Linked DNA regions of Mus musculus: region 2 is linked to region 1. The links are chromatin loops, found by intact Hi-C in ENCODE. Cell type or tissue: left cerebral cortex. All regions are shown on one strand. Each heading gives the region's core, and the rest is flanking DNA. Links, peaks and the distances in the headings are about the cores only. Region 1 holds the start of Mettl16 (methyltransferase like 16). Region 2 overlaps Pafah1b1 (platelet-activating factor acetylhydrolase, isoform 1b, subunit 1).

Region 1 (4,393 bases), core at 120-4,119:
CCCCTTAAGGGGATATTGCTATTAGCAGAGCACTTGCCCACAATGCTCAAGGCCCTGGGTTCAGTCTCCAGGATTACACACACACACATACAAAATGGTAGACGCTCACTATATAGCAGTTTTAATTCCCTAATATTCAAATGCCCCTTACAGACATAGGAGTAAAAAGCATAAACCAAGGGCAGTCCCCAGGCCCCAAGAATATCAGAGGGTAATGGTTTTCTTCCATGTAATGCCGGACAAAAAGTAGGCCCTTCTCTAACAAGTCCAAGAGATACTGATGCACTAGGACTCTGCAGCACATTAAAGAGGACAGAGTTTACAGGCACGTACTCTGAACATGTGACCCAAGTTCAATTACAACCTTGGCCAATTCCGTTCATTTTTCTACACTATCCATTCAGGTCATAACAGACATACTCAACAAAGTCACTCCGTTTGATTCTTTAACTTTTGTTAAAAAAATTTTTTTCAACTGGGAATTTAACACAGTATCTCACATGTGCTCTATCAAGGACTGCTACACCCGAGATGACTAACTTCTGGATTTCTATCTGCCTATCCACCCCATTCCTCAAAGTTAAGTGAATGTCTGCTAGCACCAGTTTACTCTGTTCCTCCCACACTGGCCTAAGAGCCATTGCCCAATCAAGTGCCTCAGGACTAGCTGTACTTGTCTTTTTGTTCTTGCTGTTAGACAAGGTCTCCAGTAGCCCAGGCTCACTGGGAACCCACTCTGTAGGCAAGGCTAGTAGTCTAGAATCCCATGTCCTCTGAGTGCTGTGATTCCAGCTTGCACCACCACACTGGACTGGCACTTGCTGCCGCTCAGGTGGCATGGCTTACACTCCCCAGTGAAGTGTACAGACACTGAACATATCCCCACCTTTAAGCCTTTGGTCAAATGCCATCTTATTTATATCTTCTTGAGCAAGTCACTAAAACATTCAGTGACTGGAACGCACACTTTATTTTTCTTTTTTTTAAGCTTTTATTTATTTTTTGTATATGAGTACACTGTAGCTGTCTTCAGACACAGCAGAAGAGGGCATAAGACCCCATTACAGATGGTCATGAGCCACCATGTGGGTGCTGGGAATTGAACTCAGGACCTCAGGAAGAAGAGTCAGTGCTCTTAACCACTGAGCCATCTCTCCAGCCTCCCGCCCACCTTCTGTCTTTGAAATTTACTCACTTGGCATTCCCCACACATTTGCTTTAATTAAAAAAAAAACCTTCCCTACCAGTAAACTTCATGAGGGAACATATTTGTTCCCTGCTGTACCCCAATACTCAAAATAGGGCCTGTAAGGGGAGGCACTCAACTGTTGGTTGACTGGGAAGAATATGAAGTCACCAGGAGATCTAGCTCCGAGTGACAGAGCATGTGTCTAGCACGTGCAAGGCCTGGGCTCAGTCATCAACACCAAAGAAAATAAAGGAAATAACTATGAAATACTTTCCATCTGTGTGAGACACACACAGCATTCTCTTTCTGAATGGGCAGCCCAGTTGAGTCTCAACAATAACAAAAAAAGGCTCATCGGAGCGAGTCCAAAACCCAAAAGACCTCTAGGCCAGCCTTCTTTCCTCTTTAAAACTTCATGTTTCCTGGGTTTCTCTTGGCCTTTATCTCTTCACACATCATTTCTTCTAAAACTGAAGCTTATAGGATACTCTAAATTTGGCTTTTATGATGTCAAACTATGGAGGCAATAGAGACAGACCAGCGTTCAAGAGCACCAGCTGGTCTTCCAAAGGACCAGGGCTCGATTCCCAGCACCCGTATGGCTGCTCACCTAGTGCCATGACACAACCCTCTTCTGGCCTCTGCCTGCACTGTGCACGTGCTGCACAGACGTCCAGGCTGGCAAAACACCTACACCTACAAACTGTTTTGTGGGTTTGTTTTTTTTAAGTTTTTAGGAGGAACAGAAAACTCAACAGATGTCTCCCACCTAGACCCCAACACTTCCGTTTTCTCTTCACGCCCCCACCTCACAAACTTGACTTCTCCTCCGCCACTTCCCCGGCTCATCCACACCTTCTTCCCCTGGGTTTCAGCGCTCTCTAAGCATTGGCCTAGGCGAGGGACGAGGCCATCTCTCCTCCAGCTCCTCCCACCTACCGCCGGCCTTCGCGCACACCCGCCCGGGTCCCCGGCTTCTGACCCAGCGGTAAGCCCCCAAGGATCCGAGAACCGGAGGAGAAAAGCAGGTGAGCCGCTTCTTAGGCGATCCTTGTGCGCAACCGGATAAGAGATTTTTGAACCACGCACCTCGCAGGCCAATGGAGCAGGCGGACGGAGTGCGGACAGGCCCGCAATCACCAAGCCCACACCACTCACACAGCCAAGCTCCTGGAAACGCAGATGCTACGCTCCAAGCGCGCCGCCATCTTGCGCAGCCAATCCGCGCCGTGACTGGACAGACTACTCTCGCGAGACTTTTGACTTAGCCTAAAGAAAGAAGGAACTATCGCGATACTTGGAGACGGCGGTGAGTTTTCACCCAGGTTTGGGGGTGTGGTCGGCCGGGAGTCTTCTTAGGTTAGCGGATGGAGAAGACCTCACTAGTCCGCTGGCATGCAGCTATGTGATGGAGCCCGGCCAGGAACTTGGAACTACCCTCCTCCCCTGGCCTTTCTGGGTGCTGGGATTACAGGGATGGGCTACCCCACCAAGTTGTAAACGTTTGTTTTCCTTTGTTTTGAATGTAGCTTTCTTCAGCTCTCCCCAGCCTTACTAAATAGTACTAAATCTAGTCTTGGACAGGAAATAGGAAGGCTAGATGGGTTTGATGGCAATTAACACTTAAGTGCACAGCAAATCTGTGTGATGACACAGTAGTTACAGATAAACCTGTGAGATGGGTAAATAACTGGTACTTAGAAACTGTTTTGGGTGGGATAGGGGACGGGGAAATGGCTACCCTAACAAAAGACCCAGGTTCGAGTCCCAGCCCCAATATGGTGACTCGAAACCAGCTGTAACTCTAGTCCCTAAGTGCCCTCTGGAAGGCACACGTGCACGTGGTGCACAAACATGGAGGCAAACAGCCATACACATAAAGGTAAACCTCTTTTTAAATTCTATTTTTTTTTTTTAAAGAAACTGATTTGGCTAAAAAAAGCATTGAATCTGGACTCACGAAGCAAAAGGATAAAATCCTGGCGTGCGTTTGTTTGTTTGTTTGTTTGCTCGAGACAGGGTTTCTCTGTGTAGCCCTGGCTGTCCTGGCACTCACTTTGTAGACCAGGCTGGCCTTGAACTCAGAAATCTGAACTCAGAAATGCCTCTGCCTCCCCACCAATAGGCATTTCGTTGTCAGTTTTGTACGATGTTCTGTTCCAGATTGGCCAAAGGGTGTTTTCAGATTGTCTGTGTCAGTCACCTGGAATTCCTGGAACAGTAGGACTGATCAAGAAATACTTTTATAGAGCAATGCTAGGCCTCAAAGGACGGGAATGCCTCCTCTGTACTCACTGAGGGCAATTACCTGCATAGACGAAGCTATGTGCTGCAGAAGGAACAGTTGTCTTCAGGGAGCCCAGTTGCTTCCCTCCACCTTGCAGACCAAGCAGAACAGGACCAAGACCACACTGACCTTGGCTACTTTATTAGCTATGCTAATACCCCCCCAATTGCCCTACCCCCAATTTTTCCTTCATTTAACCCTAAGTATGGTGTTATAGGCCTGTAAATCCAAGCATTTGGGATATTGAAGCTGGAGTATGAGTTCATCCTATACTGTCTATCAAGTTCCAGGCCACCCTGGTCTACATGAGACCTTGCTCAAAAAGCCAAAGCGGCAGTGTACCACTAGATCAGTGGTAGAATGCAAAGGCCTGTGTAAACTAACACCACAAAGAAGAGATAGATAGATAGATAGATAGATAGATAGATAGATAGATAGATAGATAGATAGATAGATTGATTTATGGGTAGATAGATGTATAGATTTATGGATAGATAGATAGATAGATAGATGTATAGATTTATGATAGATGTATAGATTTATGGGTAGATAGATGTGTAGATTTATGGGTAGATAAATTAGCATAGCCATAAAATGTGGGCTGTCGAGACACTTGATGGACAATCATGAAGACCAGAATTTGGACCCCAGTCTCCACATAAGGAGCAAGGCACACCTGGGGCTTATTCGTTAAAGAAAAGAAAAGTATAAGCTGCACGCTCACAGACAGACTTTGCCTCAAAGGAGTAGGGAGACAACGATAGAGGCCATTCAATGGCCTCTTCTGGTTTCCACAAATGTGTACATGCACGCCTATGCCATACACTCACACAAATTAGTGTTTAAAGATTTTTGTAACTGAAGATTTGAAAAAAAAAACCCTGATAGATTTGTGGATGTGGGTAGGTGGCTCACAG
Region 2 (4,393 bases), core at 82-4,081, 97 kb after region 1:
GTTTTTTTTTTCTCATGTTTTGTTTATATGTAAATGTTTATAAGTATATGGGCCTATCTGTAAGTGGATATGTCTATATATGTATATCACACACATATAACCTCCATGTTGTTGGGTCTTAAGTTTTTGAAGAAGTGCTAAAACTTACGCATAGAGTAAATCTTGCTGGGGAACACCAACCACAGCCATGCTAAACTCTTCTGCTGTTTCTGACTCTGAGGAGCTTTTCTAAGAGAAAGTCACTTCCTTTGTTCTCCCCTCTAATGTGGCCAGTCACCATGTTACGCATTCCTCATAGGCTGTATATTTTGATCCAGAGTTTCTACAGTAGGTTTAAGAGAATTTTGCCCATGACTTTTGGAACACTATTCCATTGTCAATTTTTAATAAAGAATTTATCACCTAGCTAATCAACTTTTTTTTCTTTTTAAGAAAATCAATTTGAAAGGTTAACAGAAACAATGACATAACAGTGACAGTCTAACAATGATAATTTTTTTTTTCTGGACTGCATTTTATTCGTTTGTATAATAGATTTTTTAAAAATCCCTTTAAGTATTGAATGGAAATTTGGTTCCTGAAAGGACAAAGGGTGAGAATTAATGTCCTGTAGATATACACAAGAGATTAGGCTCTGACAGAAGCTCACTGTCTAGCTTGTGTGCTTTTGTTTGTTCACTTGTTTGTTCTTAATATTCCTCAGAGATTTCTCTAGAAAGGAAAAGTGTTTTGAGAATTAAGTGGTTATTTTTGAGGACAAAAACTCCATCGTGACTCCCATAAACAACACTGTAGGTTGGCTTTTAGGACAACATTGCCTCACAGCCCTGCTTACATTAAGAAGTCTTTTTCTCCTAGCTGTTCTGACTGGATTTTTCTCCAAAAGCTATAGAAAATACCTTCGTTCTCATTTGCTGCTATTTCCTGTCCTATTTCAAGAATATAAATACATAGAAATGGTGCATCTTAACATTTGTTTGTATGTGTTAAAATGTCTTGTTTTTTAATTCAGTTTTAGCATGTAGCAACATGAATTGTTTAAGGGTAAGCCACAACATCTAGACATCATTCATAGAAACAATAAAGAATGGTACCAATGTAGAGGAGCAAAGCTGCTGGGTTTCCTCCCCTGCAGCAGTGACTCACTGACAACGGAGGAGAGAGTGCTCTGTAACAAAGCTGTCCTTACTTGGGAGAATGCCACAGCCTGCTGCTTAGCTGAGTTACCAGACATCATCCATTTAAGCAGCAGAAAACATTGAATCTCAGGGATGGTCCACAGCTGGATCCAAACTTAACGAGCCCTGTTTGAATAATGAAGGGTGGCGGGGCAACATCCACATCTGGCATCGGATTTGCAAAGGTTTCTCACACTGTTGTTTGACACTGCCCTGTTGATGCCCTTACTCTTATGTTACTGTTTTCTCTGTCTGCTGTCTAACCCTGTGCCTTGCCTGGGATAAGGACAATGATAAAGTTACTGGTTTGGGTTGTAAGTAGAGGACTTTATGAATTGGTTAGCGGTTCACTGCTGCTTTGTTACTTTCTTGAGTCAGATTGGCTGCTTACTAAATAAAAAGCTGATAGAATTGTGTACTCGGATGGTTGTTGATTGTGTGTGTAAACAGACATTCCAGTGCCACCTATAGCACAGCGTGCCCAAGAAGTCCTAACCGCATGGAGAGTGCAAGCTGCAGGTTGGTTTGTGTAGACATGACCTGAAGAATAGTTGCTTTTCACATGACATCTTGCACTTTAGGAGACTAAGACCGTCCTGTTCTGTCTGCATGTGGTGTGACCAATGGTGTGCTCAGAGCACTACCCACAATCACTAGTATTAGCAAGCCGTCCCGGGCCGTGATGCACTATTAGTCCTTTGGAAGCTTTGGCTTTAGGCTCACCAAGCCCAGTCTCCTGTTTGCCTCTTTCTGTTCTTTGTGAACTTCCAGATAATACCACTCACTAAAGTTTATTTTTTTGTTGTTTGTTTTTTAATTTAAAAGAAAAAAACTATTTAAAAATAAGGACATTTTGTTTGTTGACAGTGGTGGCTTGATAATCCTTAAGCAACAAGTTGAAATAGAAGGAAAAGGCACTTGAAAAGGTTACTCTTCCTGTCCAGCTGTATATAAACCCAGTGTGTTGATTAATCTAGATGGTGCAAAAAGGAATGTCATGGTAGACAAGCAACATGGGCAAAATTGCAAGAAAGGTTTTGGGTTTTTTCCAGTGGGCTGGGTTGGGTGGGATGGGGTAAGCTGGACTCACAAGTCACGACTGGACGGGCCTTTTTATCCTTTCACTGTATCATGTAAGTAGCTGCTTTCTTGCCTGCTTATCCTTCAGGCATCCCCAAAGCTCACTCTGAAGACGTTAGAAATAAACACAAACTCTACGAGTTAGAAGCCGGTCCTGACACTGACATGAAGGCAAACATTGATTTCATATGAACGTTGCAGAGGTGGTCATTGGAGAAAACAGTTCCCAGATTGTTAAGAGTTCACCGAAGATATCGACAAAATTTTAAAAATCAGTAAAGGAATGTATATAATATTGCTCTTGTGTTTTACAGTAAGATTTGTTGCTCTCAGACTGTGTAAAACAAAATTTATCCATGTTTTCTGCATATTAAAAATCTTATTGTACCAATTGGTAAACTATTAAATGCCTATAAAACTAGATCTGGTGGGGTTTTTTTCAATGGTCATTGGGGGTGAGGTTGTGTTGATCTTGGCAGGAAGTGAGACTTGGGCACCAGCAACAGAAAGAATGTTAGTTGGCCATAAGCAACAGAGCTGTGCTACCACTGCCTTTTGCTGTTGTCTACCCCTTATCTGGAGGGAGCAGCATGTAGGTAGGTCTCTCGTAGCCATAGGCTTGAGCCTAACTAGAACTACTGACTGCACTGCACAGCTAAGCACACTTACTGTCTCTTAGAGATACAGACTCAATTCCAGAGATGAGGGCCCTGCCCATTTTGTATTTATCATCTCTTACCTTGGAGATAAACATCCTTAATGTCAGGTTTTATGAAATATACCAGAGTAAGTCTTCACTTTGTTCTAGGTGCTCTGTCTCGTGCTGGTGCCTCCTGTTGGAAGGTGTCTTCCCAACCAAAAGAAGCAGGGCTGTACTTGGCCAGTTTTTCTACTAGACCTGACCGATTTCCCTCTGGTGGAGTTCTAACTTAAATATCATATCCTGTTGTGAATTTGGAAACTGGTTGTGGATCACATGTTGGCCTCTGTCCTGAAGGCAGGGAGATAGCTCTGTGCAGGATGCCGGCTGCATCCTTCCTTCCTGGTTAGTCTGGTGAGAACTTGTGCAGACATGAATTCAACTGCTAGCAGCAATTTTCTGCTTCTGAGTCAACATATCCTCGTTAGACATGTATATTCTAGCCCCCCACCTCAAGACATACTAATAGCCAGTACAGGCAGCCTTTTGAACATGTCCTCCAGATTAGCCTAACAAGGCTGAAGATAAGTGTCTCCAGGTCAAATGTCTCAGAGCAGGACTTGGAATTCAAACCCCTTCTCCCCACACATATATACTCCTTTGACCCCTTCCTGTGCTGGCAGGGTCGGGGAGGGGGGGTTTCTATCAGGGAGCCACATTCCCAGTCTTTGCTTTCCCATGTGGTCACTGCCCACTCATCTCAATGAACACTGAAAATAGTTGGCTTTTGGGCCGGTTGTCGTGGCACACACCTTTAATCCCAGCACTTGGAAGGCAGAGACAGGAGGATTTCCGAGTTCGAGGCCAGCCTGGTCTACAATGTGAGTTCCAGGACAGCCAGGGCTACACAGAGAAACCCTGTCTTGAAAGACAAAAAAAAAAAAAAAAAAGAGTAGTTGGTTTTTAAATTTTAAAATTACTATGTGCATGTGTTTATGCTACAGTGTAAGGCCAGAGATTATTTGGGAATGCGTTCTACCATTGAAAGTGGAGTCAGATTTGACAATAAGTACCTTTTTCTACTGAACCATTTCACTGACAGTAGTTGGAAATTTATTTATTTTAAATGCAGGGTCTCACTATGTAAGCTCTGGTTGGCCTGGAACTCACAGAGATCCACCTGTCTGCTTCCCAAGTGCTGGGACTAAAAGGCATCCACCATACTTGGCTACTTTATATTAGTTCCTCAGTATGAAGAGGCCAGTAAGATAGCCCTTCATTTTGGGAGTCTTGAAACCGGGTCAGTATCTAGCTCAGGCTATCCTTGAATTCCATCAATAGCCCTGCCTCAGCATATACCACCACTTCCAGCTTCCTGATAACTGTCAGCGGCATCAGTTAATAGCCCCAACAGTTGAATACCTTCTTGCATTAAAGCTGCTCTGAGCCACTTCAGGATACTTCTCAGCCATAGAATATATAGGGATTCCTCAGG

The links. Hi-C counts contacts between places; a loop is a spot of excess contacts. Peaks named below come from ENCODE experiments on the same cell type or tissue, not always from the same donor. Only the 100,000 strongest peaks of a DNase experiment are listed, where the experiment ranks them.
Region 2: a loop joins it to region 1, with 2.0 times the contacts of the local background. A loop is called at or near these places in 2 of 42 quality-filtered maps.

What each region holds. Positions count from the first base shown.
Region 1 is chr11:74,768,870-74,773,262 of GRCm38, reverse strand. Mettl16 (methyltransferase like 16) reads right to left here and starts at 2,400. Exons shown (of 10, transcript NM_026197.3): 1 at 2,279-2,400. In left cerebral cortex, for the core only: no CTCF peak of the experiment used is centred there; a DNase peak (open chromatin) is centred at 2,440; H3K4me3 peaks cover 1,484 bases; H3K27ac peaks cover 1,035 bases.
Region 2 is chr11:74,672,235-74,676,627 of GRCm38, reverse strand. Pafah1b1 (platelet-activating factor acetylhydrolase, isoform 1b, subunit 1) reads left to right here. Exons shown (of 11, transcript NM_013625.4): 11 at 1-2,679. Among named protein-coding and RNA genes, the nearest start is that of Cluh, 25 kb to the right of the region's middle. In left cerebral cortex, for the core only: no CTCF peak of the experiment used is centred there; DNase peaks (open chromatin) are centred at 1,186 and 1,767; H3K27ac peaks cover 1,187 bases.